2 separate regions of the Mus musculus genome follow, and region 1 is linked to region 2. The links are chromatin loops, found by intact Hi-C in ENCODE. Cell type or tissue: heart. All regions are shown on one strand. Links, peaks and the distances in the headings refer to the core of each region. The heading gives the core; the rest is flanking DNA. Region 1 overlaps Rapgef4 (Rap guanine nucleotide exchange factor (GEF) 4). Region 2 holds the start of Gm29940 (a long non-coding RNA gene).

The links. A loop is a pair of places that touch in the nucleus more often than their neighbours do. Peaks named below come from ENCODE experiments on the same cell type or tissue, not always from the same donor. Only the 100,000 strongest peaks of a DNase experiment are listed, where the experiment ranks them.
Region 1: a loop joins it to region 2, with 7 times the contacts of the local background. A loop is called at or near these places in 3 of 42 quality-filtered maps.

The regions. Positions count from the first base shown.
Region 1 is chr2:72,108,913-72,124,745 of GRCm38, reverse strand. All of the region lies in intron 4 of Rapgef4 (Rap guanine nucleotide exchange factor (GEF) 4), which reads right to left. Among named protein-coding and RNA genes, the nearest start is that of Gm29940, 62 kb to the right of the region's middle. In heart, for the core only: a CTCF peak has its summit at 6,841; DNase peaks (open chromatin) are centred at 7,015, 7,365 and 10,835; H3K27ac peaks cover 709 bases.
Region 2 is chr2:72,046,062-72,061,894 of GRCm38, reverse strand. The region is part of intron 4 of Rapgef4 (Rap guanine nucleotide exchange factor (GEF) 4); the gene reads right to left. It overlaps Gm29940 (a long non-coding RNA gene), which reads left to right and starts at 6,988. Exons shown (of 2, transcript XR_374631.1): 1 at 6,988-7,049; 2 at 7,211-7,855. In heart, for the core only: no CTCF peak of the experiment used is centred there; DNase peaks (open chromatin) are centred at 5,234, 5,614, 6,944 and 7,354; H3K4me3 peaks cover 1,060 bases; H3K27ac peaks cover 2,345 bases.

The DNA of each region.
Region 1 (15,833 bases), core at 3,345-11,344, 63 kb before region 2:
TAATTTTTCCAGTCAGAAAGCAGACACTGAGCCTCCCTATAAATCAGCTCCATAGCACTAGAAGATGTCTGACCTTTCCACCAGCCGACACAAATCAGGGCAACATGATCTGGAGGTGCCAGGCTTATGCATGTCACTCAACATTGGCAGTATATAGGCATTCTTGAATTTATTCACTCAACATTGGCAGTATATGGGCATTCTTGAATTTATTCACTCAACATTGGCAGTATATGGGCATTCTTGAATTTATTCACTCAACATTGGCAGTATATGGGCATTCTTGAATTTATAGCAACGTTAAACAAAAGTCCTCCTGTCTTAAAAAATATTAAAATTTGCCCAAATTAGTAGATACTCTGATTTATAACACTATCTACTGAATGAAGTCATATGTAAATTTTGCAGGAAAAACTGTAGAATAATCTGTAGAGGACAGACCTTCGGGTAATAGAGCATGACCTTATTAAAAGTTTCTTGGAAGGTTTGCCAGGAGAGTAACCACTCTCTGTGCCTTTCCCACCACACACATGGTGCACAGCTTAACCTGGACAAAACAGCCTCTTTAGAGAACATGGCAGGAGCTGATAATCACAGAGGTGGGGACAGCCCACGAGGTGGGGACCTTGTCAAGAAGCCTCATGCTGGACTCCAGAGTCTCAGAGTCTGGCCTAGGCTTTCTCTGCCCACCCACAGTCCCTTAAACGATAGCGTTCTGGTTTGTCCTCTGTGCTAATCAAAACCAGCTGGTCTAGCCTGTCTGCAACCCCAGATACTGAGGTGGCTGCCGCAAGGCCTTCCTATTTCAGCTAAGGCCGTAGGCAGGAGTTCATCTATGAGGGAGAATGTTCACCAGTGTAGCCTATACAAATGGGCTCACAGGGTGAGGAGAGAGTAGGCTTGGAGTAAGGTGTGGGGACTAGAGCAATAAGGGGGTGGGGTTAACTGACTGTGAGGTGACAGCTGTGGGAGTCAATGAGACTCCTTCACACGGTGCAGGGCTCAGTAGCCACACCAAATTCTTCCTGGTTCTCTTGGCAGCGATGATCCAGCTTTGCTTGACTTGGGTTTGGCTTCATTCCTGTCTGGATGTTTGCTGGCCTCCGCTTCCTTTCAGATTTTGGCTTCTACTTTGAGAATCTTCCATCTTGATGTTTGCCGCCCCCCCCCTTCTCCCCCTGATCTGGCCAGTCCCTGCCTCTGTCTTCTTAGCTCGGTCTCAGTTCTAGCTGTTGGATCTCTTGCTACCCCTAACACAGGCAAGACCCCATTCAGTGATGTGCAGGTGGTAGCCATCGTGAGGATAAGGGGGTCAAGCTGCACTGGACCTCTTCCTCCAGAGAGTCACCCGGGGACCTGTCACACTAAACCTGGTTATGTTGACATCCAGGTTTTCCATGTGGAGCTTGTGAGACACTTCTCGGCAAACTATAAAATACTGTATGTACATTTACAGCGGGGTGAACCAAGCTGTTGTGCCAAGAGGCCAAAGCGTTGGATGAGTGGCAGTTTCAAAGACCAGAACTCCCACTTGAAGACATCCCGAATAACAGGTACCTTCATTTTACCCACTGAATTCACCCAGATCTGGGTTGCTGGAGAATACTAGTCCAGGCGCAAGGTGTCACTTTGTGCTAAAACTTGTGGTGGTTGACAGTTATACAGCATACTATAATTTATAAACTATCAAACTGTGCACTGTAGGTGGGAGGACCTTATTGTATGTGAATCACAGCCCAACACAAAGCAGAGAAGACACTGAGTGGACTTCAGGACGTGAACACAACTTGCCCAGTGCAGCCTCATTTCTGTCAGAGGGAGGGATAGAGAAAGATGTGGTGTTCCAGAAGTTCTGGATGGGCTCTGATGAAGCATATATGCTGATTTTACCTGTGTGGTGCCAGCTCTGAGCTGCCCGCGGGAAGGATGCCGCATGGGACGGGAACTGGTGTGTGTAGGTTCCTCTGTGCCTATAGCGTGCAGAGCTATGCAGACTATTTCCAGCATTTGATTTTTCTAAACAAAAGGAGAAACGAACCACACAAAACCCAACAGCGGGTTGACGAGCAACTTTGCATATATATAGAATTTCCAGGCAATAAAGCATGTGCTCCGACAAGCTCGTCTTTGTTTAGGGGGAAATTATGCTTTGCGTTCCCACAATGCCCTCTTCCAAGCCCAGTGTGCCCTCCTAATTTAAATTAGTCTTTCAACTGCAGGAGTGTTCCAAAAGAAACTAATTTCCACAACATCCATTCATGGGACTTAACTAAAACTTCCATTTTTTTTTTATGGGGGTGGGGCAGTGCAAGCCCACAACACAGTAAGGTTTTCTGCTCTACACAATCCTTAGAACAATCATTCCCTGAATATCTATAAATATTATTTTGATTATGTGAATGGCTTTAAATAGCTGTTTATGAAAAACTCACAGTACTGTAAGCCTGCAAAGAAGCCCGCCTAATATAAAATATGAGTGATGGAATTAAACACAAATTGCACAATTATATTCTAATTTGTAGATTATAATTCAGTGTGTCATAATGATGTATCCCCCAAATTATGTTATCTAAAAGAAAAAAAACCTGATTAAGATAACTTTTCTTGTAAATCTTAAACTAGTTCCCTCATCCTTTGGGCAATTTCACTCTGTCTATCACAATAAGAACAATTCAAATGAAAAACCTGAAAGGAAGGGTTAACAGCCTTCCAGCTCGGGCAGCTTCTGCCTTCTTATAAGTAAAATCCTCCCAGCCTGTGTGAACTTGCGTAAAGTTAAATGGTGTTCCTGTAGTCTAGCGGAAAAGTGGAGCTGTTTTTAGCAGTTAAGACTTTGGCTTGGTGGCTGGAGAAAAGGTTCCATGGGCTAAGAGCACAGCTTGTTCGTCCAGAGGATAGATACCGCCTCGGTTCCTCACATCCGCCTGGGACTTCAGCTCCAGGGGATCCTCTGCTGCCACCCCCAGGGCACCTCCATTCACATGGTTTACACTCACTCACACACATGTGCACATACACGAGAATAAAAATATGAATTTTGATTCTTAGAGAGTATGTTAAAGAACCACTGAGGCTGCCGTGGCTTCCCGAGCCTCCACAGTCACTGACCTTTTCTGAACTGAAGCTGTGGAGTGTGGACCGCAAGGCAGTGGGAGGGGGAACCTCATTAGACAGGACAGACCCAAAGCTGGGGTAGCACAGCGTGCTAAAAAGCTGTGATCTGAACAAGGCGAATTTGGGAACGGCTCTGGAGAAAATTCTAGCAACAGGTGTGCTTGACTTACTTTTAATCATTCCTTCCCCAAATTTCTTCCTGCTCATATACAAAACTTAGATATGTATTTCTGAAAGCCTGTGATGGATTGGGCATGTCCTGTAAAATCCTATGAGACAGGCACACCTTCCGCAGGGTATCCATGTGTAGGGCTAAGCCCTCCGGGGGGTGATGCATGAGTGGATTCCTGTCCGTGTAGCCAGGATGAGCTTGCTTTAAAAGCAAGTTATGCCCTCTACTCACTCTGTCTCACCCATGCGATGGCCTTGCCATACTGTAATGCAGCAAGAAGGCCCTCACTAGATACATCTTGGTCTCCTCAGCCTCCCATGCTTTGAGCCAAGTTAATTTCTATTCTTTATAAATCACCTCATCGGTAATATTTCAGTATGGTAGCACCACAGTGACTAAGGTAATGCACTTATTGATCAGAACAATCTTTGTAGATAAATTACAGCAGCAGAAAATTCTGTGTTTGACTGTCTCAGGAAGCCGAGTCAGAAGTAGAACTGTTTTGGGTAAAGTTAAATGATGTTGGCCAATAGCCATAAAATGCAACCTTTGGTGTATTTGTATGGCATAGCCACCTCGTTTCGGGTTGGTACAAAGCACTCAGTCCTCAGATAAGGAGGTTGAGTGGGTTGAGAAAGATGGCTCCCGGGAAACACTCACTGGCCCTACTTTTGAGCAATAATTACCAATAATAAGTTCCATAAAATCAAACTTCTAGTTAGACATGTTCAGATGCTAGAAAAAAAAATACCACCCACCAGAATGGCTCACAACAGGACAGGGAATTAAGAGTCCTGAAAGCAGAATCCAGCTGCTGTCTAGGGAAGATTGAAACCAAAGAAGAACAGAAAACATTAATGTGAACTGTTTGCAGGATACTTCCTAGGGAGCATTTATAACAGACGGAAAGTCACAATAGCCTCCTTCTGCTCCCTCGCATACCAGGAGCTGTGAAGAGCTCTCCAAAGAAAACCCAAACATGGCTCTTCTGCTTGGAACTCTTTGAAGAGACTCCATGTACAAAGCACCAAGTGGCCAATGAGCGTGTAGAGAGCTCAAGTCAGCTCAAGTCCGATGTTGCAATAACTTTCCTGCAGCCTGCACCGCCCACTTTAAAGGCCAAACCAGTGTGTGCAGGTGCTTGTGTTAGTGTGAATATTTCAAAGGGCTGGTGTGATCTTGAATGAGAAACAAATAGCAGGACACGGAGACCCTCCTTATGAGTCTGAAACACCCCAAGAGCAAAGGCACATCTCAGCACATTCTCCACAGTCACGGAGCAGTTTTCTCCTCTCATTAGCTCCTCACCAGAGCAGTCTAAAGTCCTATTCATGGTACATGAATGGAACAGTCTCTTCTCTCTTCTACAGAGTCGTGTATACCTGCAGCTCTTCCCAAGGCCTGACTCATTTCACCCCTCCCTGTCTTTGCTCAAGTTTCCCCTTCCCAGTAATGTCCTTCTTTTGTCTATCCTGCAGGTTCTCAGCCTCCCCGAGAACACACACACACACACACACACACACACACACACACACACACACCACATCTAATTCATTTTATGAATATCTCTTAATTAATTGTCTGACCTTACAACTGAACCTAAGTGACCACCAAGAAGCAGTCATGAAGAGGGAAACAAGAAAAGGCATAGGAAGACTGTCAGTGAGCTGGCTGGCCCACAAGTGACCCATAACTAATGCATCTCAGATTTGTGCCTTCAAATCTGGGGTTGTGGACAACTTGTCTGCAGACTCTCATCTGTCATTATCAAGGTCCACACTAGCTCCCCTTTACCCACAAGTTTCCAGGTGATCTTGAGTTTAGTCTGGGGAATCTCTTGTGGCTTAGGAAAGGCCCTAGAGCAGGCACACAAAGGCTGCAAATAACTGTGATAGGATGCTAATGTTCTCTGAAACTGTCCATCACACCTCCAACTAAGATAGTGGCCATGTCTTGTGTTGTTGATCTGATATGGAAAGAGCAATGAACGAAAGAACTAAAGACTTCTAAGTGCTTTGCAAGGATGGAGTGCCAGGGGGAAAGGTGGAATCCTCGACTGATATCCAGTAACACCCAAAGCTGATAGGCCATGATGAGGAACTGTAAGCCAAATAAATACTTACCTCCCCAACTTGCTGTTGGCCATGACACTTTATCTCATCAATGGTAACCTTGACTAAGACCAGAGGAATCTACGACCGGTGACAGTGAACATCTTGATTAAGACTAGAGGAATCCACTACCGATGCCTGTGAACAACCTAACTGAGATTCTCTACAAATGGCAGTAACTTACTACTTAATGTTCTCTGAGTCAGTTTAGTAAAGCCACTTGTACTCATTGATACCAGGAATTTCTATGCCAGTTGGAAAAAGGATAGCCTACCTCTCTTCTCGTTGTTTTTCTAGCTGAACCTGCGCACTGCGCTGCTCATTTGAGAAAGAAGTCAGGTACCCACTCATGTCTCCTTGCCACACATGCACTTCTACCATGCTCTCATCTGCCTCTGATCCCACCACGCAAAACAGATGACAATGACTTTGGCTCTTCGCTTGTAATCAGCCATACTTTCCCATCAAGCATCTTTGAGCTCAGTACTGTCCCAGAATTTTGAGGGAAACAGATGCCATGGTGATGAGTTGAAGGGGAAAAATGGCAGAAATTAGTCTGTAAAGTACTCTCTGGGAATCAGCTCTGTGGGGAAGGTACTTGCTGTATAAGCACAAAGACCTGAGTTCGAATCTCTGTAACCTTCATAGAAAACTGGGTGTAGCTCCAGCTCTGGTAGATGGAGCCAGAAGGATCCTGTGAGATCTCTGGACAGCCAGTCTAGACAAATAGTGAACTCCAGGTTCAGGGGGACACTCAATCTAAAATAATAAAGTAGAAAATGACAGAGGAGAACATCTGACCTTGATCTCTGGTCTCTGAATGCATACATGCAAGAAAGCATGTATGCACTCATGTGTACACATGACTGTGCCACGTACACCCAGAAAAAGAGAAAATGAAGCAGAAGAAAATAGAAAGGAGGGTGGAAACGACACATTTAGGGATTGAGAGAAATCAGAAGACAGGAAGACACATCCTAATTTAATATCTGACAGATGTTGCAGTAATACTCATAAAGACTAGGTCAGCACTGGTTTTAGAGTAAATCAAAGAAAAGATCAAGTCAGGCCTGGCTTCTAGGATGTGAGACCTGTAACCTGTACCACTGAGGGGGCACTGGGCCTGGATTACTAATGTGGAGCTGCTGTCCTGGGGTTCTTAATAATTGTTAACAAAGGGTCCCATGCTTTCCTTTCCATTTCTGATCCTGACAGAAAGGATGGAAATCATGGGATAAGACCTTTCTTGTACACATGTCATGACTCGGAGGGAGTGGACTTGAAGGGAGTGGTATTCTCCACATACCCCCTCCCTGTTTCTCACGGATTCATTGCCAGCTACCTCTCTTGGTTTACAGATGCTAGCCGTGTTGGGTGGAGGAAGGAATGGGTAACCTGGTGGTGAGTGCTGACAGCAGGAAGCCACAGTAAATTAGGCTCTAAGTGGATGAGACTCTAACCTCCTTCCACCCACTTCCTCGTTTGCAGAAGCAGGAAATGACATTTCAAAGGACAACCAAGGAAAATTCTTCAAAATAAGTCTCCCTTAGATAAAGTCTAACTTCCTTGCAAAGAAAATGCTTGAGTCCCCTTAGGCAGGGCAGGGCCCAGGAGAGGTCGCACAGGTCACCGGGGAGTCCCCAGGGACAATTGTGGAAATGGCTGTCGCCAGTTCCCTAAGTTCTGACTCTGAGCATTGGCTCTTATCTGTCATCAAACCTGCCCAAACTTCCTGTCCTTAAATAGAGTCATTACAAACGTCACCAGCAGCTTTCCTTAGGAAAAAAAAAAAAAACCCAAAAACCAAAAAACCAAAAACAAACAAACAAACAAACAAAAAACACCAAAAAACCCAAAACCGGAGTTCTGTCATCAGAACCTCAGCTGTCCGAATTGAAACCCTCTAGGTGGCTGTCAGTTCACACCTGCTGTCCAGCTGCATGCTCTCAGCTCGCTGTCTAGCACCCAGGCATTGCCTTCTGTCTTGCCTTCCAGTCCTGAGGCTGCTTGCTACGGTGGCACGTGGGTGGACTCAGCAGTACCTACAAAGCAAGGGAGGGGCACGGGGCCTCTCTCTTTCTGTAGCTGCTCATGTGTGTCTCATACACCACAGTGCAGTCCCAGAGTCTGAGAGACAGAGTCCAGGGACGCAGAGTCCTTTAAACACATTACGTGTGTGCTCAAGCGCCTTTTCCTTTGCAAAGCTTACAGCATCTATTCTCTAAAATGTTTCCTTGCTAAGGTTGACCTGAACCTTATAAAATTCCTATCTGTATTTAAATCTCTTTCCTTGCTGATTGGTGTTAGGAAGAAGCGAATCAAGCACAATCAGACGTGTATACAGAGCTGGATCTATGTAAACACCTGTTTGACTATAACTCATGCCTGTGTCTAGACTAGCCCTCTGCTAAGACCTTCTCCTTTCAGTGGGAACTGCAAACTGTGATGGCCTCCATGGGAGAAGAGCATATGTTACTTGGACACCGTCCTAATCAGAAAAGTCTCCCAATGAACGGAGAGCAAAGCTTGCCTACGTTTCTAGCAACAGGACATGATTCAGGCTCTAAACCACTGAAATCTATTTGTAAGCAAGCAGGACTTCTTTCTGACATCACTGAGATGCTTAAAAGTGTGCCTGACAAAATGTGAATGATGAGAAGTCAGAAAAAAAAATGGATTTCTTTATAAAATGGGCCCCAAAGATGTCAAAACCCCATTAATTTAAAAGGATCCGGTGTCATGTGTTCTCTCTCACGGCCCTTTAGCAAGGGAAAAATGAGTGTCTGTACTGGTAAAGTATAACTCCGTTAAGTATTGACAGAGAATGTCCGTCTTGAAGTTCTCATTCAGATCTGCTCTCCGAGATGATGAATGTGGCTTTCCTGGTATTTAAAATGAGATTCAAACCACCTACCAATCTCAGGAATTTCTTGTCAGCACTCACACACTCCTTTCCTTGTCTGCAGGCTCTCCCCCAGTGGAGAGGTGTCTAGGAAGTCGATTAATGCGCACCCTCATAACCCCATAAGTGGTTGCCAGCCCCAGGAAGATGGACAATTGGGCTCTTCGCCAGATCAAAGACTTCCCATTAGGTAGTCAGGAAATGTGAAGCTTCCAGCAGCTCGCAGGCTCTAGCAACATGAAATCAGCACCACTCAGATAAATGTGGGAAACTGCTGAAAAACACGCTTTCTGTTTTTTTCAATTCCGTGTTCCATGGAAAAGGAGAATATTAAAGTGGTTGTAACATGCCAGTCATCAAGTTGCGACTACAATGATCGTAGTGGACACAAAACGACTTTAAAGGTGTTTAGTTCAACTGATGAGGCAAAGACAATATCAGAGATGGTGAAATATTCTTACGTTCCACAAGGAAAAAACTAAAGGAGATGAAAAAGTCAGTGTGCCTCTAAATGAAAGATAGAGGTTAGACTACAGTTATCCCTCATTTGCCGCTGTAAGAGGTCAGTCTACCAATAAATGCCCAGCTTCCTCCAGGGGAAAAAGTATTAACAATTCTCCCAATAGCTCTCCCACCAGCACACTGTGTCTAATGACACCCTGTCCCCTACCCCATGCCACCAAAGACTCTCTCTACTGCACAGCTGAGAGAGTCAAAAGAGCCAGAAGTATGTCTACCAGGCATCCTTGCCAAATCCCCTTTTCAACCGTGTGTGATGTCTTCCATCTATAAGATGGTTGGACATGGAGAAAGTAAGAACTGACCCAAGTCCTCTGCCATCAAGATTCTCCAACTGCAATATGTGTTTTTGGTTACCTCTGTGCTGTCCTGAACACTGGTAAACGGCATTCAACGGGGACAGCAAGATAGCTCAGTGGGTAAAGGAGATTGGCACACAAACCTGAGTTGGATCCCCAGAACCCATGGAAAAGTGAACAGATTGACCTAACTCTATAATTTGTCTTCTGACCTCCATATGTTGCATACTTTTTTTGTTGCATGTTTTTATAGTATATTCAATACTCTGACATGAATGTGTTATTTATCATCTGCCTGGTTACAGGTTCTGAGTAAGCCCATACTATAACAGGAGACAAAAACAAGCCAGGCACTATGATACTGACAGCAATAAGCCATTTTAGTGCAGACTTCTACAAAGTGTCATGGGAGTCCAGAAAAGGAAATATGTGTGTGTGTGTGTGTGTATGTATATATATATTTGTGGGAATTCAGAAGTTTTACAGGGAGGATAAAAGCCAAGCAGAGATCATAGCTTGTAGGAGGTATTTTCTAAGCAGGAAAAGATAGGACTGAGTTTGTAGCCAGAGTCAATGGTCTTAAATACAAGGGCTTAGATCCATGCTGTCCAAGAAAGGCAAAGGAAGACAACTGATGGATATGGTTAAATAGAAAGAGCTTTGTCTTATTCTACTTTGTGCTCTGATGTCAATATACCCAAGCCTAGGTATTTTAACAAAGACAGTTTTATTTGGCTCATATTTTAGGACTAGACGGTTCAATTCATATAGCACATATCAGCATCCTGGAAAAGACCCCATTCACACCATCACAGCATGACTGTGAAGCAGAAAGGGAACCAGCTATGTGCAGAAAGGGCACACATATGAGCCAGGAATGGATGGGGGCGATACAGTCTTTTTTAGTAACTACTCTTCCACTGCACAGAGAGATAATTAATTTATTCATGAAGGCGGAGCCACATGTCCTACCTTCAGCTGAGCCCTGCCTCTTGGAGGTTCTGTCATATCCCTACTCCAGGGACCAAGTGTCTGGCACATGAACCTTTGAGACACAAAGCATATCCAAACCATAACAGTCTTCCTGGAGCAGACCAGGACACACACTGTACAGAGGGCTGAGCTTTTCAGGCCATACAGTCCTGGCCATCTGAGTGGGAGAGCAAGCATTGACAGTGCATAGCTAGATGAGCATGGCTATGCTCCAATAATATTTTGTTTACAGAAACAGTGGCAGTCCGGATGTGGACAATGCTATAGTCTCACAGTCCTGTCCTAGAATGTAATACAAGACACAGCTGTAAAGGGAAACTGAAAGCCAGATCAGAGACACTCTGGCAGGCATTGCTTTGAAGCCAGGGAGACACGAATATTTCTAAGTGAAAGAGAAATGATGCAAATCTCCACGCTAAAACCAGTAACAGCAGCATCCGGTATGGATGTTTTCATACTTTGCATGGCCCAAATCAAAGCTATCTCCTTTCTGTTCTCCACTCTGCTCTGATTTCCTCAAACTGAACCTAGCTTGGTCATGTTTCCCACATAAACATAGAAGCAGGGAGATGCTCTTTTTGACCTGGAAAGCAGCACGGCACGACACATCCCGCCTGCTCTGACACACCTGAACAAAGGTCTCAGATTAAGACAGGAAGTCTCTCCTTAGAAAAAGCTCAGCCTGTGAATCCAGTAAACAGCCCACAGAAGTGGATCCCACGCTGTCCAGGAAGGGCGCTGAGGAGGTCAGTCTGCTGGCAAAGGTCCCCTTGTTACCAGTAGTGCAGCCACAAGGACATGCACAATCCATGTAACAGGGACAAATGACAGCAAGGAGGCAAGAAAGGCACCCTTCATAGAAATGGCTTTTACTTCAGACAGCAAGATAATATCTGTGTTTTGTCTACTTTGGATCATCAAGAGGGCTCTGTGCTAGGCCTCAAATCATGTGCAAGACAGTTGGATCTAGGGAAGAGGTCACTAAACTTCCTTTGACCAAGTTTATAAAGCAAATCTTTATATGTTGTGAGCCACATGATGTCTTGCACAAGTCACCCTGCAGTTGTATCCAAAAAGAACAGGTAATATGGGGACCAATGGATGGAGTAGTGTTCTAATAAAACCGGATTTTGTTCAAATTCTGAGTTAGACGGAGCTGAAGCTAAGTTATGTGTGCACAGATGAAAAGAATAGAGGTGGTAAAGCACGAGGCACGTGGGAACTTGAGGTGCTGGACAAACCAGAGAGATCCAGGAAAGAGCTGGAAAATAAGACACTGAGAACAATTACCGAAGAAGAGGAGAGGGCGTGCAGAGGCTGAGGCACACAGAGAGTCCTGGACACTGCCAGGTCTCAGGAGCTGAAGGACAGGAAAAGCCAGGTCCCCATAGGGCAATAGAATGCATTAGGGGTCTTGGCTTCTATAGTTAGAGAAAAGCATCAACAGGCTTCAGGGACTGATTGGTTTGCTCTAAGAGATTCAGAGGTGGCCATAGGCCAAGTAAATACGCCTGCACAGGAACCTAAGCAGTAGCTTAGGAAACAGTTCTAGCTTAGCTTTGGCTCCACCAACAGCCCACCAGAGTGTGGGTCTTGGTTTGTAGGAGGTATGTTTGGAATCTCAGAAAGCATATAGAAGGGGAAACTGAGGTAGAGGAGAGAGAGAAGCAATGCTGCTGTGGACGACTGGAAGTTGAGTAACTATTCTGAGACTCACTGAGGAGGTATGGGGCATGCATTTGACACCCACACATGAGGGGATGAAAGGATCTTGTATATAATCCTCACTTCTTGGATGAACGTGGGAGTTATCATGCTGCTGTTCTCTGCGCCTGTGGAGACCCTTTCTTCCCTACTGTCATTTCTACTGCTTTAATAAGATACCTTAGCAAAAAAAAAAAAAAAAAAAAAAAAAAATCAGAGGAGGAAGGAATTTATTTGGCTTGGAACTCTATGTTATAGTGCATCATTTCAGGGACGTCAAGGCAGATGGTCAGATCCTAGAGTTGCTGTCTTGCTCCAGAGTGGTCAGGGAACAACCTCTACACTTACACCATCCAAGGCTCAGCCCATAAAATGGTGCAGTCCACATTCAGGACAGATCTTTCTGCCTCAACTAACAATCAAGACAATCTTCCATACACGTGTCCACTGGCCAACATGGTCTAGATAATTCCTCGTAAGACTCTCTTCCCAGGTGATTTTTTATTGGATCAAGTTAAAGGTTAAACCTATCCAGCACACTTTGCTAGTGAAGAAAGCCACCAAGCAGAAGTAGGGGACACATATGGTGGAAGTGGGAAACAAAGGACCAGTCTACTGAGCTTCCAGACAAATGAGACATGGTACACAAAGATGGTGCACCAATAGGACTTATGGAAACTAGCCCTTTCGTTTTGTTAGAAGTAAAACAAGAAAACTAGAAGCTATTTTCAAATGTCAAATCTTTCTAAATGTATTTCTTTTTCTGGCCAAGGTAAAAAAAAAAAAAAAGATGTCTATAAAGATGATGTCATCATTCAGAGGACTAGGTGTAGACCATTAAACAACTAAAGCACCTCAGAGAAAGATAATTCAAAATAGACCTCAAAAACTCTCTGGGTGTGGTGGGACACACCTTTAATCCCAGCGCTTGGAGGCAGAGGCAGACAGATCTATGTGAGTTGAGGCTAACCTGGTTTTCATAGAGAGTTCCAGGCCAGTCAGGGATACATAGTGAGACTCTTTGTCTCACAACAAACAAACACACAAACTCTTTGAGGCAAACTACTTTAAACTTCGAGCATTGCAGCCCATGGCAGAGAAGACTGAGAAAACATGGAGAAAGGTCAGCATGGAATTCCCACAGCGGCAGGAATGTTCTGGATCTCAGCTGCAGAAAGCTTGCTTTAGAGAACACAGCTTGAAATGTAATGCAAGAAGCATGAAGGCAAACCTCACATGAGTTTCTTCAAGCAAAACCCACGGTCCGGGCAAATTCTCTGGCCTTCTGTACCTACAGTCTGGTATCCACAGATTTGACTGGTGATTGAAAATGTTTTTTAAACTGTCTGCACTAAAAACATGCATATGTTTTCCCTTTCATTGCTCCCTAAGGAAGATAAAATAACAAGGTTCACATTGTGTTAGGTATTATAAGTAAGCCAGAGATCAATAGAGTACAGAAGAGGGTAGGTGGGCACAGGGCTCATACGACAGTACGCCATCTTAGATAAAGGACTTGTGCTCAAGAACCAACCCGATGGACCACGGGGAGTACAGACACTGCAAACACTCATGCAAGACCAGAATGCAGCAACCAATCCATGGACACCATTCACTGCAAACACACGTTTTCTAACCAATTCTACCTCCCCGCTGTAAATGGGGCCTAAAAGTACTGGTTACCCAAATTACAGTCCAAGGTCAACGTGGTATTAAGGTTTTGTGTCTGAAGGTAAGAAATCTCAAACCGCGCTCGTGGTTTCCCACTCGGAGTTCCTGCTGTAGGGAGGGTCTCACAGTGAGGCTCTGCTTCATGCATTTTAACGGGCTCACGGTTGGCACCCTGGTCCTGGGGTGGAGGTATATGGCTATAGTGGAATTTAAACACTGTGATCACAGGTCACTGTTGTAGCGAAATTGCTGTGGTGACAGTTTAGTTACTAGAAGAAGCCTAATCGATGAGGACAGAAATTGGTCTGATTCCACAGCTGCTGTCCCAACTCCATGAGTCCAATTATCTCGCTGACCACATATATCATCTCTCCCCTTCCTTTCTCAGAAATGACTCTGGCACGGGGCTTATTGTTTCCACTAACCTAAATACTAGGTAAGGGGAGACTTGGTGCTCTCACCTCCTTCCAAACCATATTTTACATCTCATTTCTATACTGCTTGGAGTTACGTCTGTGCTGGGACGGCTCAGGAGTAGACTCTGTAACTAAAGTCCACTCTCAGACACAGCTGGCTGGAACAGGCCTCCCGCACGGCCCACCTACTTGGAAACTGTCTTAAAGGAGAGCAAAATTTGGGTAAATTCCAACTAGGTGGTTAGCCAACCAGACTTTTCTTAATGTCAGTCAGGCCCTGTGAACTTCCTCTCTTGAGTTTGTTCAAGGAACTGCTCGTTTTAAAGTCTTTATCCATCTCTGGCAGATTCTCTCTGAGCCTGGGATAGTTTCTGTGTTTTTAAGTATTAAACATGTTGCTTTAAATGTATCATATTCCAGTCTCCTGATCACCTTTCTGACCATCTGATCCTCCCACCAGATGAACCCCCTGCCTTGCCTTCATCCTTTGGTGTCAGTGGATGAGTGGACATTGACAAAATTAAAACTGAATGATAAAACAAGAGTTCGTGCAGTGATTGAACCAAGCAGGAGCAAGGACACCTCTGCTGCTCTCTGCATAGCCAGAACTTCAGAGCTGGCAGATCTAGCACACGTCATCTTAATGGTACTGATGGCCATGATGGTGATTACTGGCATCTTACAATATGGAAGGCACTTCCCCAAGTCAGCTCAGCTCAGTTTTACCCAATTTTACAATAAACCCCAGATACTATAGCCTCACTTTTGCCAGTTAAAGAAAAACAACAACAACAACAAAACTGAGTTAAAGAGACAAAGTATCTCAGCCAATACTTAGTTAAAATTCCAGATAGGACCAGCAAGATGGCTCTGGCTCAAAAGTAGTGGCGCTTTGTCCTGCAAGTCTGGTGACCTGAGTTCCATCCCCAGAACTCTTGCAAAGGTAGAAGAAAAGATCTGTACATATACACACATAAACACACATGCACATACACTATAACACACATAGACACACATGCACATACACTATAACACACATAAACACACATGCACATACACTATAACACACATAAACACACATGCACATACACTATAACACACATAAACACACATGCACATACACTATAACACACATAAACACACATGCACATACACTATAACACACATAAATACACATGTACATACACTATAACACACCAGAGAGAGACAGAGACAGACAGACAGACAGACAGACAGACAGACAGAGACAGAGACAGAGACAGAGACAGAGACAGAGACAGAGAAACTTCAATAGTAAGTACATTTAACGTTTTTAAAGGTCAAGCTATAAATGTGACCTTGAGATGTGGAATCCTCCTGCTTCCTTCATGACCTACAGTCAGCTCCCACCTCCACTCCCAATGGCTGCTCTTACTCCATTCTTAGCCTTGTTGTCTCTCAGAAACATTTCGGACTGAGGTATCTTTAAAGCTCATGCATTTCATTAAACAAGATCATTAAACCGGCACTGAGTAGGTCCCATTAACTAAATAACAAAGGCACAACAAGGTCTAGACTCCAGGCCCAGGCAGGTCAGGCAGTCCCAGAAGACCCAGGACTGCAGTAGGGAATTCATTCCAACAGGATCCCCAAAGAAGTCCAAAGAAATCAGAAAGAGAAGATGAAGGGCAGGGGCAGCCATCTGCCACAGCAATTTTCACGTTGATAAAAGAACATTACTGAATAGTCACAAGGCATCTTGTACAGCATGCTCCAAGGCAGATGGTTTCTGCAGAAATACAGCATTTAATTTGAGAAATTTAGTACAAAATTAGAAGACAAATACTGGATCTACTTAATTATCAACTGTTCCTCTGCTCAAGCCCAGGGATGTACCACGTATTTATTTTAATGCTTTCCCATCTGTAGGTATAAATGAATTTATTGGCAAAA
Region 2 (15,833 bases), core at 3,974-11,973:
CTGAGGAGAATGTCAGAGGAGATGGCATTTGGACTGCTTCTTGAGACAGAAGAAGACAAGGAAGTTGAGGAGGCACCACAGGAGCAGGGAAGGCAGCCAGGGAGGCGCGGAGGAGGCTGCAGGAGAGGCTAGTCACAGTTCTGAGCATGTTAGGTGCTTTGCTCAGCCAGCAAGCCCCTGGTCTCTAAAAGACTGTATCACTAGAGATGGGAAGATTTCAAAACCTACGCTGTTGGGGGCTGGAAAGATGGCTCAGTGGTGAAGAGTACTTGCTCTTGTGGAAGACCTGGTTGGGTTCCCAGTTCCCACATAGTGACTCTCAACTCCATTTCCAGGACATCTGACACCCTCTACTGACCTCTGTGGGTGCAGACACATGTGTGATGCACATATATGGAGACAAACATACACACACACATACACACAATTTGAAAAAAAGTTGTTATGAAAACCATAACAAAACTTCCCAGTCCTAATAAGGGTCTGTCTCCGAGGCACATAACTGATTACAAAGGGACCAGTTAGGATGAGAAGTAAGGGAAAGCCAACCTGAATATGAGGGGCAAACTGTCAGGATACGTGCAACAGCTTCCAAGTGGCCAACATTACAGTCATCCCGTGAACACTAAGACCTGTCTCAAACAGCAAAATCCACAGAAACTCATCTCTTGCATAAATGTAGTGTTTGCAAAATCCTATGCACGGCAGATCTCTCTAATCCTAATCTAAATCCTCTCAAATACTTTGTTTTTTGTTTTTGTTTGTTTGTTTGTTTTAGCTAGGGTCTTGCTATATAGCCCAAGCTAACTTTAACGTCAAGATTACTAAATTACTAAATTTACTTCCTAAATTCTTGGATTACAGGCCTGAGCCCCCATGCCTAGCTTTAAATCAAGTCTACATTACTTCTAATAGCTAACACAATGTAAATTATTCCTAACTAGTTATTACACAGCCCTGTTTACAAAACAATGACAGGGAAGTCTGTACCTGTTCAGACACAGTTTATTTAAAATATTTCATCCTACTGAGAGGCTAGGAGTTAGACAGACTCCCTCCCTGGTGGGCAGACAAGTAGGGAAATGGACCATGACTAGATAATAAGGTAGCCAACGTTTCAACCTTGCGAACTGAGACAAAAGCATCATAGCTCTTGTCTCCCACCAGCAGATCCCTGGCTGGTGGACTGGTCCAAGTTCAAGGCCACATGAGGACATGTCACACAACAGTTGCAGACCAATGAACCATCCTATCTGTCCTCAAGGTGACCAGCTCTAAAGTGAGAGAGAAAAACTCTCAGAGGCTTAAAAACCCCTAGCCCTCAAGAGGACACTGGATTTTTGGCCTTGAGGGTCTCTATCTGCTCTGCAACGTGTCTTTTCTTCTGAGCGATGGTGGCAGATGTGTGTCCTCTCACCCTCAGTGACAGTTTCCCTTCAACTTGGGATCCTGTCTGTGGTACTCAGGGCTTCACCGCTGTCACCTGCTGTGCTTCAGATCTTTCCTGCCTTTTAATTCTTTAACTGGCAGAGAAAACGGACCCAATCCGGATCCCTAGGCTGCATCATTTCAGGACCCCTAGACTCTATTGCTATGGTCGGCGGAATCCGCACACGTAGTACCAGAGGAAACTGACAGATCTCTTTTCTTTTCTCTTCTCTCTCTTTCCTTTTTTTCTTTTTCCTGAATGTTTGAATAAAAAGTTAAAAAGATGAAGATGAGTTTGGTTTTTCTGACAAAGTCTGGGGAAGGGACTCAGATGAAGAAGAAAGTCTAAAACAACAAACAAAAGAGAATTTAAGATCAAGTTCCAACTGAGCTAAAATTTTTCTTTTTAAATGTGTTGGAAGCACAAGGAGCCAGCCGTTGAGACCACTGGGCACTGATTGGCAGCTATGATCAGGGCTTTGCCAAAGAACTTGAATTTATCACTTGCTAACCATCATCTTATTAAGAGCTATCCATTATGTACCTGAAATGTTTACTAATAAGATGTGTGGGAGGGAAAGTATGACACGGGGACAGGTCAGAACCCAGACCTCTAACCAGCTTTCCTCCATCAGTCATGGACACCAGATAGAGGCCCAAACGCTAGAGAAGTGGAAGGGATAACCAGAGACCATCGCACCAAGGTTCGGAAAAGAAATCTTAAGAAAACGTTGGTGCAGATCCTAAAAGATGGTCTGCACAGAGATTATAAGAAACAACTGGGGCTGGAGAGATGGCTCAGCTGGTAAGAGCAATGACTGCTCTTCTGAAGGTTCCGAGTTCAAATCCCAGCAACCATATGGTGGTTCACAACCATCCGTAATGAGATCTGATGCCCTCTTCTGGTGCTGTCTGAAGACAGCTACAGTCTACTTAGATATAATAATAAATTTTAAAAAAAGAGCCTGAGGATCAGTGAAAATTTTGGATAAAAAACAAAAAACAAAACCCAACAACAACAACAACAACAAAAACCAGCTGGAGGGCTGAGAGTGTGGCTCAGTGGAACAGAACCTGCCTGGCATGCCAGAAGTCCTGGTATGCCAAAAAGAAGAAGGAATGGGTAGGAGAGGAGGAATAAGAGGGGCCAGGGGAAGAGCAGGAGCAGAAGTATCAGTGGCAACGATGGGGAAAGAAAAAGGTTTTCTTCTTTTTTCTGAAGATGTACAGATTTAAATTTTTGGATATTTAAAATTTAAGACAGATGCACTTGAGTTGGCAGGTGGAGAGGGAGTGAGGGTGGAGGGGTGGGTGGAGGGCAGGGGGTTGAGGATGGAGGGTGGAGGTGAAGACAGTTGGGTGGAGTGGGGGGAGTCAGGTAGAAGGGGGGGCCACTGGAACTCTCTGTCCCTCTTCCCAGTGTGGCCACATTGACGAAATCTCCTTTTTCTGCTTTTTACCATTAAGTTGGCTCTTTTTAATGGGCTTGTTAAGGTACATGCTGTGACCTCTAAATCCAGCAATGATATGGTGATCTCAGCAAGACTAAAGGAAACATTTTTTGAGGTGACTTCTGCCCACAGCAAGTTGACCCCAAGGGCAAGAAGAGGCGAGAGGGAATGTTCTAGCTGGCAGCTGCTGGAGTCTGTTTACTTCAGTGGTACTACTTCTCTGTTTCCAGTTCAGACCAGCTGCCTTTCACCTCTTCTTGGTGATGCAGAAAAACAAGTTGGATTTTGTTTGGGATTTTTGAGAAAATCGGATCCTTGGAGCATCCTATGTAGAGACTATAGTAAAGATCTGATTGAAATGTTGAGGCACCTGGAAAACCGGGCTGATTGGTCCCCTCCCAGCCCCATCTCACCCTGTGCCTTCATCCTGTAGCCTTATTAACTGAACCAGAGCTCTGCTGGTACCCTGCTCCCAGGGACCTCTGTCTAAAGGAGCTCTGCCTTCTTTAAAATACTTCCTAAAACTCAGGGGTGAGGGAGGCTCTTAGAACATTTGATAGCAAATACCTTTAAGAGTTTTGAAACAATAGAAGGTTTTTAAACTTTACTCAATTCATTACTACCACTAACTACACTGACATCATGTGACTTTTCAAACCTTCTATGAATAGAAGGAAGATGGTGGCTTTCAAAACAAAATTTTAAAAACCACTGCAGAGCCAGGTTTACAATGAATTTAATGGATTTTAAATGAATTTCCATAAAATATTTTGAAGAGAGGTCAAGCATATTTGCAAATAAAAAGTGCATTAATAAGCATAAATGTCTCAATCAAATAAAGCATTTATATGAATTGTTAAATAAAATTAACTGTATGTATGAATGGTATGAATAAGGAAGACAATATAAGAGATAAATAAGAAAGTCTGGCCCTTCTAACAGCCAAAGAACAATTATTTCAGTAATAATCCACATACTCACACATATACAGACACACTCACACACATATGCACACATACACACACTTACACATACATACACACATATATATGTGTATATACACACATATAATATATATACACACATATACTCACACACACACATACACACACATGCCAGAATATAGCATTATGGAAGAGAACATAGCAAAGAAAAAAATATAATCAGATTTATCAAGAGTTAGAAGTTTGCACACTTTTCAAATTAATGTTTTTCCAGCAATGTTTCCTAAAGAGTCATTCTCAAACTATAGACCAGGGACAGCCAAAGCTTCCCAGTATTCTCAGAAGACACATAAACTCTAAACTCTCTGTAATATCACCAGACAATAGCTTGGATTCCTTTCTTTTCCCTCACTGGGACACCACGGTCCCCAGGAATTCCGATGTAAACCAGCATTGCAGGCATCGCCACGCTGACATCCAAGAGAATGTGAGGTCATGAGTGGGGGAAACAGGAGACCTTACGTTCACATGTTTAATAACCACAACACATAGGCACCTATAATTCCTAAATAGCCCCTACATTCTCACCACTGACCACTGCTATCATTTTAGTCTGGCAGACTTTGAAAGTAGCATGTCTGTGTGGGAAGGACAAACGACAGACACAGGAGATCTAACGGAGCAACAGAGAACATTCGCAGGGCATAAGCCTGGGCCAGCACACCAGCCATGTGCACTCTGAAATGAGCGGAGAAGCATGACTGACTGGCAAAGGCAGGGCTCTGCTCAAAGGCAGGGCTGCCTGAAATCCCACTGAGGACACTTTAAGAGGCTACAGAATTGGGCCCACCTTTTTTACAGTTTCAGATTTCTTTAGTCCAGGGCAGGCACAGGCATGGGAATTTTTATTTTTAAGCTCCCCTGATGATTTTAATGTGGACCCAGAGAGATACCAAGAATTCCTTTTCCCTTCCAAATAATATATTTTGGTGAACTGCATCCCCTTGGCTTATATTTTATTCTCTCCATCCATATCATTTGCGGTTCTGCCTTCTTTCATTTGCAAACCGAAAGGGAAGGAACACTAAAGTGTTTAACAAGTGGCACACAAGTAGGTAATAGACTAGCAACACTGATCTCCTCCAATCACTGTCCCGGAATGGAAGTCTAGAGATTTCTATGTCACAGTGAGGGTTCCAGGGGGCCAAAGACCTCCGCAGAAATTCGCCCAGCAATGCCAGGTGAAGTCAAGAATAAACCAGCATTTCGGGCCAGACCACTGGATCACATGAATGGCCTTGGAAGGTCTATCTAACATTTACTGGTTTGGGCTAGACTGCTCTAAACACTGAGGTCTCGGAGGTCAGCTGGGGCAAGACTTCCGGAACTCAGAGGCCAGCACTGTGAACCAGTTTCCTGCCATCTTCCTGGATGTCAGATGTTCTCCACCCAAGTGCCCCCAGCCTGCTGTGGAATCTGGACCTCGGGGAAGTAAGATGATCATAGGACCAAGGGTTTTCTCCACATAATGAGCTTAACAAACCCTCTAGTCCTCACCACGAGTTCCTTCTGAAAGACTCAAGTTCTTAACATTTTTCCAGCTACAACTGCTGTTGCCTGAGGGACCATTAAACTTCAGAGTCGATTTCTCCAGATGATGACTGACCCCAAACAGAAAACAAAAGCTAGTGTTTGGAAACACAGCACATGACCCTTCCATGAGATCCCTGAGAGGCCCAGTGGCCCCACAGGGGAGAAAAACCCAAGTGCAGAGATGAGACCTCAGGGGAAGGAACCTGCCCTCGCCCTGGGACAAGACAGCCTCCAAGGCTGTCATTTGGTTAACCGGCCCCAATGCCGGAGGGGAGGCTGAGAAACTGCCTGCTTAGCCACACAAGATTCCACAAACAGAGTCTTGTATGAAATGAGACCCTGGGTGGAGATCAATCTCCCAGGCTCCTCTGTGACCTTCAGCACACTTTCTCCAAGCACTTTTTGTTTTGTCTTATTCAGAGCATCCTGTGTTGATGTTCACTTTTTTTTTCTGTCTTTACAACACTGTACACCACCGAAAAAGCCGGAGTGTGTTCTGCAACTCCACGTGGTGGGAAGAAAGTGCGTTTGTTGTATGTGTTACTGTCCCTTCTTAGAAAGAAGTTGATAGCTATTTAGAAGGGCACACTGTCCTGGGGTTTAGCTGAGTGACTATGGAGGGCCACTGGGAGGTCTGCTCTCAGGAGACAGGCTAGGAGGGGTATCAACACTGAGGCAGATCCGTCAAGGAGCTTTTCAAAATGCCTAGCATAACCCTAAAGGGCCCAAGGAGAGCTGTGCATTGTCAAAATGAACATCTGCAGGAGCCAAGGATATAGGAGGGGTGGCCGCTGGTTGGTTACAGCGCCCTGCCAACTGGCATACAGAGCAGCGGCTGGGTTTGCCTAGCGCCTGCCAGTTCAGCCTTGATCTGTTCAGATCCCCTGAGAAACTTCTGTGAAACAGTGAGATCACAGTGGGGGCTTGAGGGGAGCTGATAGGACTTCCAGCTATCAATAATGTAACAGGATTCCCATAAACACTAAAGATTTCAAATAATCTGAGAGCTACCAGGCATCCAGAGAGGAAAACACCAACAGCCTCAATCTGTTTCCTTACCCAGGTTTGTTTTTAAAATGTATGTCATTCAAATATATCACAGGATAAGCATCTATCTATCTATCTATCTATCTATCTATCTATCTATCTATAATATTGATGTCCTCAATGTAATTCTGTCTACTTATGAACAGTATCCTCGGGAAATGTATTCAAAATCATGTTGCCATCAGAAAAGAAGATGAGCCACCACTCTTCCCCATCCCCCAACACAGACACCACAAGGATGAAATAAAATTACGCCAGTGCCTTGGTACATGGCGAGCTCTGGTAGAACATAATCAGAAAAGCCAGAAACATTCTGGAGTGTGATTCCTCAAGCCAAACCGAAGCCGTGACACATACTCTTTCCCCAATCTCCCACCCTTCACCAAAGAATCAAAGACCCTTCTGACCTCGTAGAGCATGCGTCTGTTGCGGGAAGTTCTCAGACATCCAGTAAGCAGCCAGCCTTTATCTGAACAGCACAGTGTACATCAGTGACAGGTCCCTATTCAAATCCAACAGATAGCCTCTGCGTCCCCAGGGAGGAAGCAGTACTGAAGGCTCTCCAGGAAAGCTTGGCCAGTCCCAGGTAGCAAAGACTTCCTTTTTTCTTTCTTTCTTTCTTTCCTTCTTTCTTTCTTTCTTTCTTTCTTTCTTTCTTTCTTTCTTTTTTTTTTTAATGTTAGTTAGTTCCTAACAACTTCATTCCTTTCCTTTTTGGACCTGAATAACTTTTGTCACTCCATGGAGACACTTGAGGACTGCGGAGTGAGACCTTTGTACCGGCATCAGGTCCAAGTCATTGGAGCAGGCTTCCGCTTGGTCTAAAAGAATCAGAGCTGTGAGAAGAGAGACAAGAGAGCCAGCCAACAGGATGTGTGTGGCTGGAGTTCCTGGCATGAAGTCTTGGCTTTCATGTTTATTTTTGGATGTATTTTTCTTGGGCCTTTGATGCAAATTTCTGGCCTGGGAAGTAACCCTACAGTAGAAAATCCAAAGCTGCCAGGAGTCAGCACAGGCTTCTGCCTCCGGAGAAGCAGGGTCCTCTGCTTACAGACTCCAGCGCTGTCTAGGAAGAAGGTGCAGATTCTGGGACAACTGCCTCCTGGGCCAGTGACAACCATCTGAAATGCTGGTCCCCAGCTAATCACTAATGCAAAAGTAAGACAACCTGACGTGAACATGCTGAAGGGGGCCACGGAATCCACCCGGATGACTCCTGACACCTGTGTCCTCAGACGCTGCGCCTTCGGTATCTGGCTTTCGTTTTCTTGACAGTTACAGAGAGACAGGAGCATTGAGTTGATTCAGACAGGAGCAGATGCCCCCTGAAAGCATTGTTACTTAGTCACAGTGGTTTGCGAGATTACTAATAAAAATGAATCATTTTTGTCCCCCATGTGTGTAAAGAAGGCAGTGAAGAACGGTAGTTAAAAAGCCTCTCATAACTGACAACTTATCTGGTAGAGTCTAGACGATAAAATACCACTCTAGAGATAGGGGATCAGAGAGACACAAATATCTTTGTTCAGTAGCATTTATGGCTCTGGGAAATCTCTTTTTACAGATTGCTATTCTAAAACAGAACTTACTTACTTACTTACTTACTTACTTACTTACTTTATTTATTTATTTATTTGCATGTTTTTCAAGACAGGGTTTCTCTGAATAGCCCTGGCTGTCCTGAAACTCACTCTGTAGACCAGGCTGGCCTTGAACTCAGAGATCCACCAGCCTCTGCCTCCCGAGTGCTGGGATTAAAACATGCGCCCATACAGCCAGATCTACTGTTTATTTTTATTATTTAATTGTATATCTCAAAAGACATGAGATATCATTTTGGCTATTCCTAAAGCCACAGGAATATTTGGGGGATAAACCCTGACAATCACTACATCCCATTTATTCTGGCTGAAATAAAACCGTGGTAGAAAACCAACAATTGTACAAGTAACAGTCACGGCCAAGAAGCCACCTCATTAAGACGGCTCAATTTATAATTTTAAAATACCACTTTTACTTTTAAATGCTGTAATTTCATTACCATTTTAAAGTTTCAAAATTTTAATATCAATATATACTATTCAAAAATGTTCAAATATGACTCATGGTAAAAGAAATGGGATTCCAGAGTGATGTTTGTGCAACGGAAAGGCTGGTAAAAGTGGTAGACGCTGGATCTAGGGTATCCCACTAATGTCTTTTCTGAACTTGACCACAACAGCCTGTCCCATCCATTTCTCCAAATACACTGGACTCATTGCTTTGCAAAGATCTCAAAACAAATCCAAAAGCACTCTCATGTACACACAATATTAACTGAAAAGGAGAATCAGGCAAGCCACCCTTTCCCATTACCGTTACCAGCAGTCATCTATCAATGGTCCTCAACCTAGGGGTTATGACCCCTTTGGGATCCTTTCACAGGGGCCACATATCACATATCCTGTATATCAGATATTTATATTATGATTCATAACAGTAGCAACATTACAGTTATAAAGTAGTTTCTTAGTCAGGGTTTCTATTCCTGCACAAACATCATGACCAAGAAGCAACTTGGGGAGGAAAGAGTTTATTCAGCTTACACTTCCTCACTGCTGTTCATCACCAAAGGAAGTCAGGACTGGAACTCAAGCAGGTCAGGAAGCAGGAGCTGATGCAGAGGCCATGGAGGGATGTTCCTTACTGGCTTGCTTCCCCTGGCTTGCTCAGCCTGCTTTCTTATAGAACCCAAGACTACCAGCCCAGGGATGGCACCACCACAAGGGGGCCTTTCCCCCTTGATCACTAATTGAGGAAATGCCTTACAGCTGGATCTCATGGAGACATTTCCCCAAATGAAGCTCCTTTCTCTGTGATAACTCCAGCCTGTGTCATGTTGACACAAACTAGCCAGTACAAGTAGCAACAAAATAAATTTATGGCTGGGGGTCACCCCAACATGAGGAACTATATTAAAGGGTCACAGCATTAGGAAGGTTGAGAACTAGTGTTCCAACCCTTCAGAAATTCTCAGGAGGTAAGCACCAAGAGACTCATAGAGCTGGATTATAAATCAATTTCATATTTATTCCAATAGCTGCCATTCATCTTAAATACCCATAATCTTGGATCAACTATTAATAGCTGGTTTAAATTCCCAGATCTCCACTTAACTGCTTTGCTATTTAGTTCCCTTACCGAGCCTAAAAAAATGCCGCGGGTGTCAAAAGGTTTAAATTATAAATTATATTTGTCTCAAGAACTAAAAATGGTTGCCCAAGACTTTAAAATTAATTTTCTCCTGGATGAAATTCAGAAATTTCACTGTCTCCAGTCACTCCAGTCCCCTGCCTCTCTTTCTCTTCTGAGCTATTACTGCAAACTCAGATGTCTTAATATTTCTATGGACCAACCCAGCACCCTCAAATCAAACCATAAACTGGGAACCAAAACATTGGAAGAAAGGAGAAGAGATCAGCATTCTTTAGGAAGATATAAGAAGGCTAAACAAGGGCTGGAGAGATGGCTCAGAGGTTAAGAGTACTGACGGCTCTTCCAGAGGTCCTGAGTTCAAGTCCCAGAGACCACATGGTGGCTCACAACCATCTGTAGTGGAATCCAATGCCTTCTTCTGGTGTGTCTGAAGATAGCTAAGGTGTATTCAAATATATAAATAAATAAATAAATCTTTAAAAAAATGAAAGGATGAACCACAAGCTTTGAGCTGCTGCCTTAGATGTAGAGAGATGTTTCTAGCCACACTGTGACAGTCATTTTAAATACCCCAGAGCTGCCTCTTTGACTAAGAACACAGAGACCACAGAAAGGCAGAAGTCCTTGCAATGGAATTAAACAGGATTCCAAAACTTCTTGCATAGCTGCAGAAGCCTGGGGAACTCACCTGGGAAAAGAGAGGGCCTTCCCTTGCTGTCTGCGGCAACTCCGATCTGGGAATGAGAGAGCAGAGTACTCCTGTGGCTGATCACCTAGCTACTCTCAGGCTGTGCCATCTGCTAATAACTAAGAACCTCGATTTTAGTTCCTACCACCTCTCTGAGTGAAGTTAACAGCTAATTAAAGGACCCCCAAGCTAAATATAAGGCTTCTTGACATAAAATAGACCACCCCCCATAGCATTCTTCCAAAGTCAATGACCAGAGGAGAGAGACGCACATGCAAATTTAGAACCAGACTCAGGTTCTCACACTTCTAAGATCTGGAACGCCTGACTTCACCTCATCTCTGAGCTCTGGACCTGGTTGGTGCCTTCTCTGAGAGTCACAGGTCGGCGACATTCCTGCATCTGGAGGCTAGACTCCTTCACACATTATGCTGTCTTCAGACATAGTTCCTAGCAGGTCCAACTTGGATCTCTTCGTAAGGCTGGATTTTAATTTTTTTGTAACAGAGCCACTTAGCAGTACAATGGGTGGCTGAATTATAAACCATATTATCTGACATAATAAAGGAAAACATATTCGATTATCCAACATTTTGCTTGCAGTGAGTACCATATTTACCCCTGGTATAGCCCAATACTCAGAGAATAGACACAAAATTTGATGATAGTGATGTATCGTATTCTTAAGTGACATTGTTGATTTATTTGCCATCTCCTCCTAATAGCAAAGTAGCAGCCCCTGCCCTGAAAACAGAGCTCTGCCAGCCTTGTTCACTGATGCCTGACACACGGGAGCTGCTTAGCATTTGTTGAATAAATAAGCCTTAAAGTAAGCACCATTCAGGCTTTCCCGAGAAGCTACTTTAGACTTGTACAATTTCCTGGGATTATACGCACTGTGTATGCACATGGATGCCCCTTAATAAAGCCTTGATTAACAGGCTGCTACATGAGAGGCTTATTGAATTTTCACTTGAAATGCTTTAAACACTGACTGAACATCTCGCTCACACCCTGCACCTAGATGCATGAACAGGCGACTGGAAAGAAGCACCTAACTGTGTTCTCTTGGCACGAGATTCCAGGCCTCGACCTATAAAAGAAGTCAGGATAAAAACATCCCCGCCTTGCAGCTCTGAAGAGCTCTCTGGATCTTGTCCCCACCACAGGCTTGAGAGATCAGAAGTCGGGCTCTCAAGTTACAGATGAGCCTTGGCCCACAGAGCTGGGGGAAAGGCTTGGGGCAGCCATGACAGCCCCCAGGTCAGTTCCCTCATCCTTAGTCATCAGGGAAATGCAAATCAAAACAACCCTGAGATTCTACCTCACACCAGTCAGAATGGCTAAGATCAAAAACGCAGGTGACAGCAGATGATGGTGAGGTTGTGGAGAAAGAGGAACACTCCTCCATTGCTGGTGGGATTGCAAGCTTGTACAACCACTCTGGAAATCAGTGTGGCGGTTCCTCAGAAGATTGGACATAGTCCTACCTGAGGATCCACTAATACCACTCCTGGGCATATACCAGTAGATGCTCCAACTGGTAATAAGGACACATGCTCCACTATGTTCATTGCAGCCTTCTTTATAATAGCCAGAAGCTGAAAAGAACCCAGATGTCCCTCAACAGAGGAATGGATACAGAAAATGTGGTACATTTACACAATGGAGTACTACTCAGCTATTAAAAACAATGGGTTTATGAAATTCTTAGGCAAATGGATGGAACTAGAAAAATATCATCCTGAGTGAGGTAACCCAATCACAAAAGAACACACATGGTATGCACTCACTGATAAGTGAATATTATCCCAGAAGCTCAGAATACCCAAGATACAATTTGCAAAACACATGAAACTCAAGAAGAAGGAAGATCAAAGTGTGGATACTTCTATCCTTCTTAGAAAAGGGAATAAAATACCCATAGAAGGAGTTACAGAGACAAAGTGTGGAGCAGAGACTGAAGGAAAGGCCATCCAGAGACTGCCCCACCTGGGGATCCATCCCATAAACAACCACCAAAACCAGACACTTTTGTGGATGCCAACAAGTGCTTGCTGACAGAAGCCTGTTATAGCTATCTTCTTGTGAGGCTATGCCAGTGCCTGACAAGTACAGAAGTGGATCCTTGCAGCCAACTATTGGACTGAGCACAGGGTCCCCAATGAAGGAGCCAGAGAAAGTACCCAGGGAGCTGAAGGGGTTTGCAGCCCCATAGGAGGAACAACAATATGAACTAACCAGTACCCCCCAGAGCTCCCAGGGACTAAATCACCAAAGAGAACACATGGAGGGACTCAAGGCTCCAGCTGCATATGTAGCAGAGGATGGCCTAGTCGGTAATCAATGGGCGGAGAGGCCCTTGGTCCTGTGAAGGCTCTATGCCCCAGTATAGGAAAATGCCAGGGCCAGGAAGTAGGAGTGGGCAGGTTGGTTAGCAGGGGGGAGGGGGAGGGGACAGGGAGGTTTCAGAGGGGAAACCAGGAAAGGGACAGCATTTGAAATGTAAATAAAGTAAATATCTAATTAAAAAAAAAAGATTTTTGTCCCTTTGGGGTATTTGCCCAGGGATGATATAGCTGGATCTTGAGGTAGAACTATTCCCAGTTTTCTGAAAAAACACCAAATTGATTTCCAAAGAGGTTGTACAGGTTTGCTCTCCCACCAGCAGTGGAGGAGTGTTCTCCTTGCTCCATATCCTTGCCAGTATGTGCTGTCTCTTGTGTTTTTGATCTTAGTCATTCTGATGAGTGTAAAATAGAACCTCATAGTTGTTTTGATTTGCATTTCCCTGGTGACTAAGGACTTTGAACATTTCTCTAAGTGCTTCTCGGTCATTCAAGATTCCTCTATTGAGAATTCTGTTTAGTTCTGTACCCCATTTTTAAGTTGGACTATTTGGGTTGTTGGTGTCTAACTTTGCAAAGACACTTGTTCCACTATGTTCATAGCAACTTGATTCATAATAGCCAGAAGCTGGAAACAACTCAGATGTCCCTCAACTAAAGAATGGATAAAGAAAAGGTGGTATATCTCCACAATGGGATACTATTCAGATATTAAAAACCAAGACACTGTGAATTTTGCAGGCAAGTAGATAGAACCTGAGAACATCATCCTGAGTGAGGGAATCCAGTCGCCAAAGCTCAAGCGCAGCATGTACTCACAAGTGGATGTCAGCCATAAACTACAGGCACCACGCTATACCCACAGACCCAAAGAAACCAAACAAGAGGAAGGCACAAGCGAGGAAGCCAGAATCACACTTAGAATGGGGAATAAAATAGTCCTAAAGGGCGGATGGAGGGAAGGAACTGGGAGGGAGGAGGATGGGGAGCAATGGGGGCTGAGGATCAGGTGTGTAGAAGGACAGGAGAGATGGCCAGATGGCCATGAAAATGAATGGAAATCTTCAACTGACTAGGGTGAGGAGGTTGCAGGCATCACCAGGACTACACGAAGACCCAGGATAAAGGAGGCGCCTAAGAATCAATGGGGGTGACCTTGGCTGTGACTCACTACATTGAAGATGTGGAACCTGAAGAGGCCACCTCCTGTAGCCAGGCAGGAACCCCGGGAGAGCAGTGGAGACACAAACCCACCTACAAAACTTTCAACCCAAAATGTATCCTGTCTACAAGTAATGCAGGCACGGGGGAGGGAGCAGAGACTGAGGGAATGGCCAACCAACAACTAGCCCAACTTGAGACCGATCCCATGGGCAAGCCCCAATCCCTAACACTATTAATGATATTCTGTTGATCTCTGAGAGGCTCTACGCAGCAGCTGACTCAGATGGACACAGACACCCACAGCCAAATAGCGCTTGTGGACTCTTATGGAGGAAGGATTGCAGGCCCCAAAGGAGATAGGAACTCCACAGGAAAACCAACAGAGCCAACTAACCTGAACCCTTTGGGCTCTCAGAGACTGAACCACCAACCAAAGGACACACATGGGCTGGACCTAGACCTCCCCATTCATACGTAGCAGATTTGCAGCTTGACCTTCATGTGGGTCCTGAACAACTGGGATGGGGGCTATCCCAAAAGCTGTTGCCTGTAGGACACGTTCTACTAACTGGGATGCTTTTCTGGCCTCAGCGGGAGAGGAAGTGCCTAGCCTCTCTGAGACTTGAAGTGCCAGGGTTGGGGGATACCCAAAGGGACCCCCACCAGCTGAGAGAAGAAGGGGAGGGGTCTCTTTATAGAAAACCTGGGTAGAGGCGTCAGCAGAGACAACATGAGAAAACAGTCAGACAAATCTCAGGCAAGAGAAAACTGACCGGGCCTTTGTAAAGAAGCCAATGAAGGAGAGATGGAGACCAAGAAGGGGGTGGAAAGAGAAGGGAAGAGAGAGGGATGCAGAGAAAGCTAAGCAGGGCAAGTTTATTAAAACAATTGAGTATAACATGTGCTTTGTTTTATCTTTTCCTGAGCCTGGTTTGGGGGAAAAAAATAAAAATTGCATCGATAAAACATATATTTGGAACAACTGGGGAGCCATGAAATAGACTCTGGTTATGACATTAGGGTACTACTATTCACTCCGTAGGCACGAGATAGTATTATGGGTTGTAGCAGGACACTAATTTCCTTGAGATACAAACTGGATACTCAGGATGAGGTGACATGCTGTCTCATTAACATTAACGAGGCTCGGAAGAAAAGCAAGATGGGGCAAATGCAGCTGCGCAGTGACTGCCTGGCTATGCATCCGGAAGCAAGTGCGCATTCTATTATTACTTTGTCTGAAAAAACGGTCTGCTAGCTTGTTTTAATGTTTGTAGGCAGCAACTTCTCAAGAACTTCCTTCAGAGCACTGCAGGCTTCTAACTGAAAGGAATGTTTTTCTGCGTTTCACCAAAGCTCCCCTATCAGGCTGATAAATGACTGGCCACGGACGGAGCGGCTACAGTGGAGCACGGTACCTTTAGGAATGGCTTCCTTTCTTAAGTCAGTTTCCCAAACTCTCATTATGGAAAAGACTTTTCGGTTTACTCTTTAAAATGAAAGGCAACCCCCCAAAAGGCTTATTTGCCTCAAGCCTGGCTCCGTCTGATTGACAGAATACCTTTGCCCACACACCTCACATAAACTGACTTTCACTTTTTTTTTCCTTTCTAAAAAAAAAAAAAAAAAAAAAAAAAAAGGAGCTTTGTCTCTGAACTTTATAGAGCAGTTGGAGCTCTTTAATATTTTCTAAGAGAAACATTTCAAACAAGCAACCCCACAATTTATTCACGGCCGCCAAGAATAAAAGTAGCGGGCCTCACCAGCAAGGCCTTCCAAAGCGTTGGCTGACTTTTACAGCAGAGTATCATTGCTCATTCACCTGCAGGCTGGCTCCCCCAAAGCATCAGTCATTTGTTTGGCTCTGGAGGAAACGATTTGATTATACAAAATTCTTCTTTAGATCAAGTTTGAAATCTTAGCCACACTGGAACAAGTGCTGAAGCCTGCCGACTCGATGGGTTAACTCCTGGAC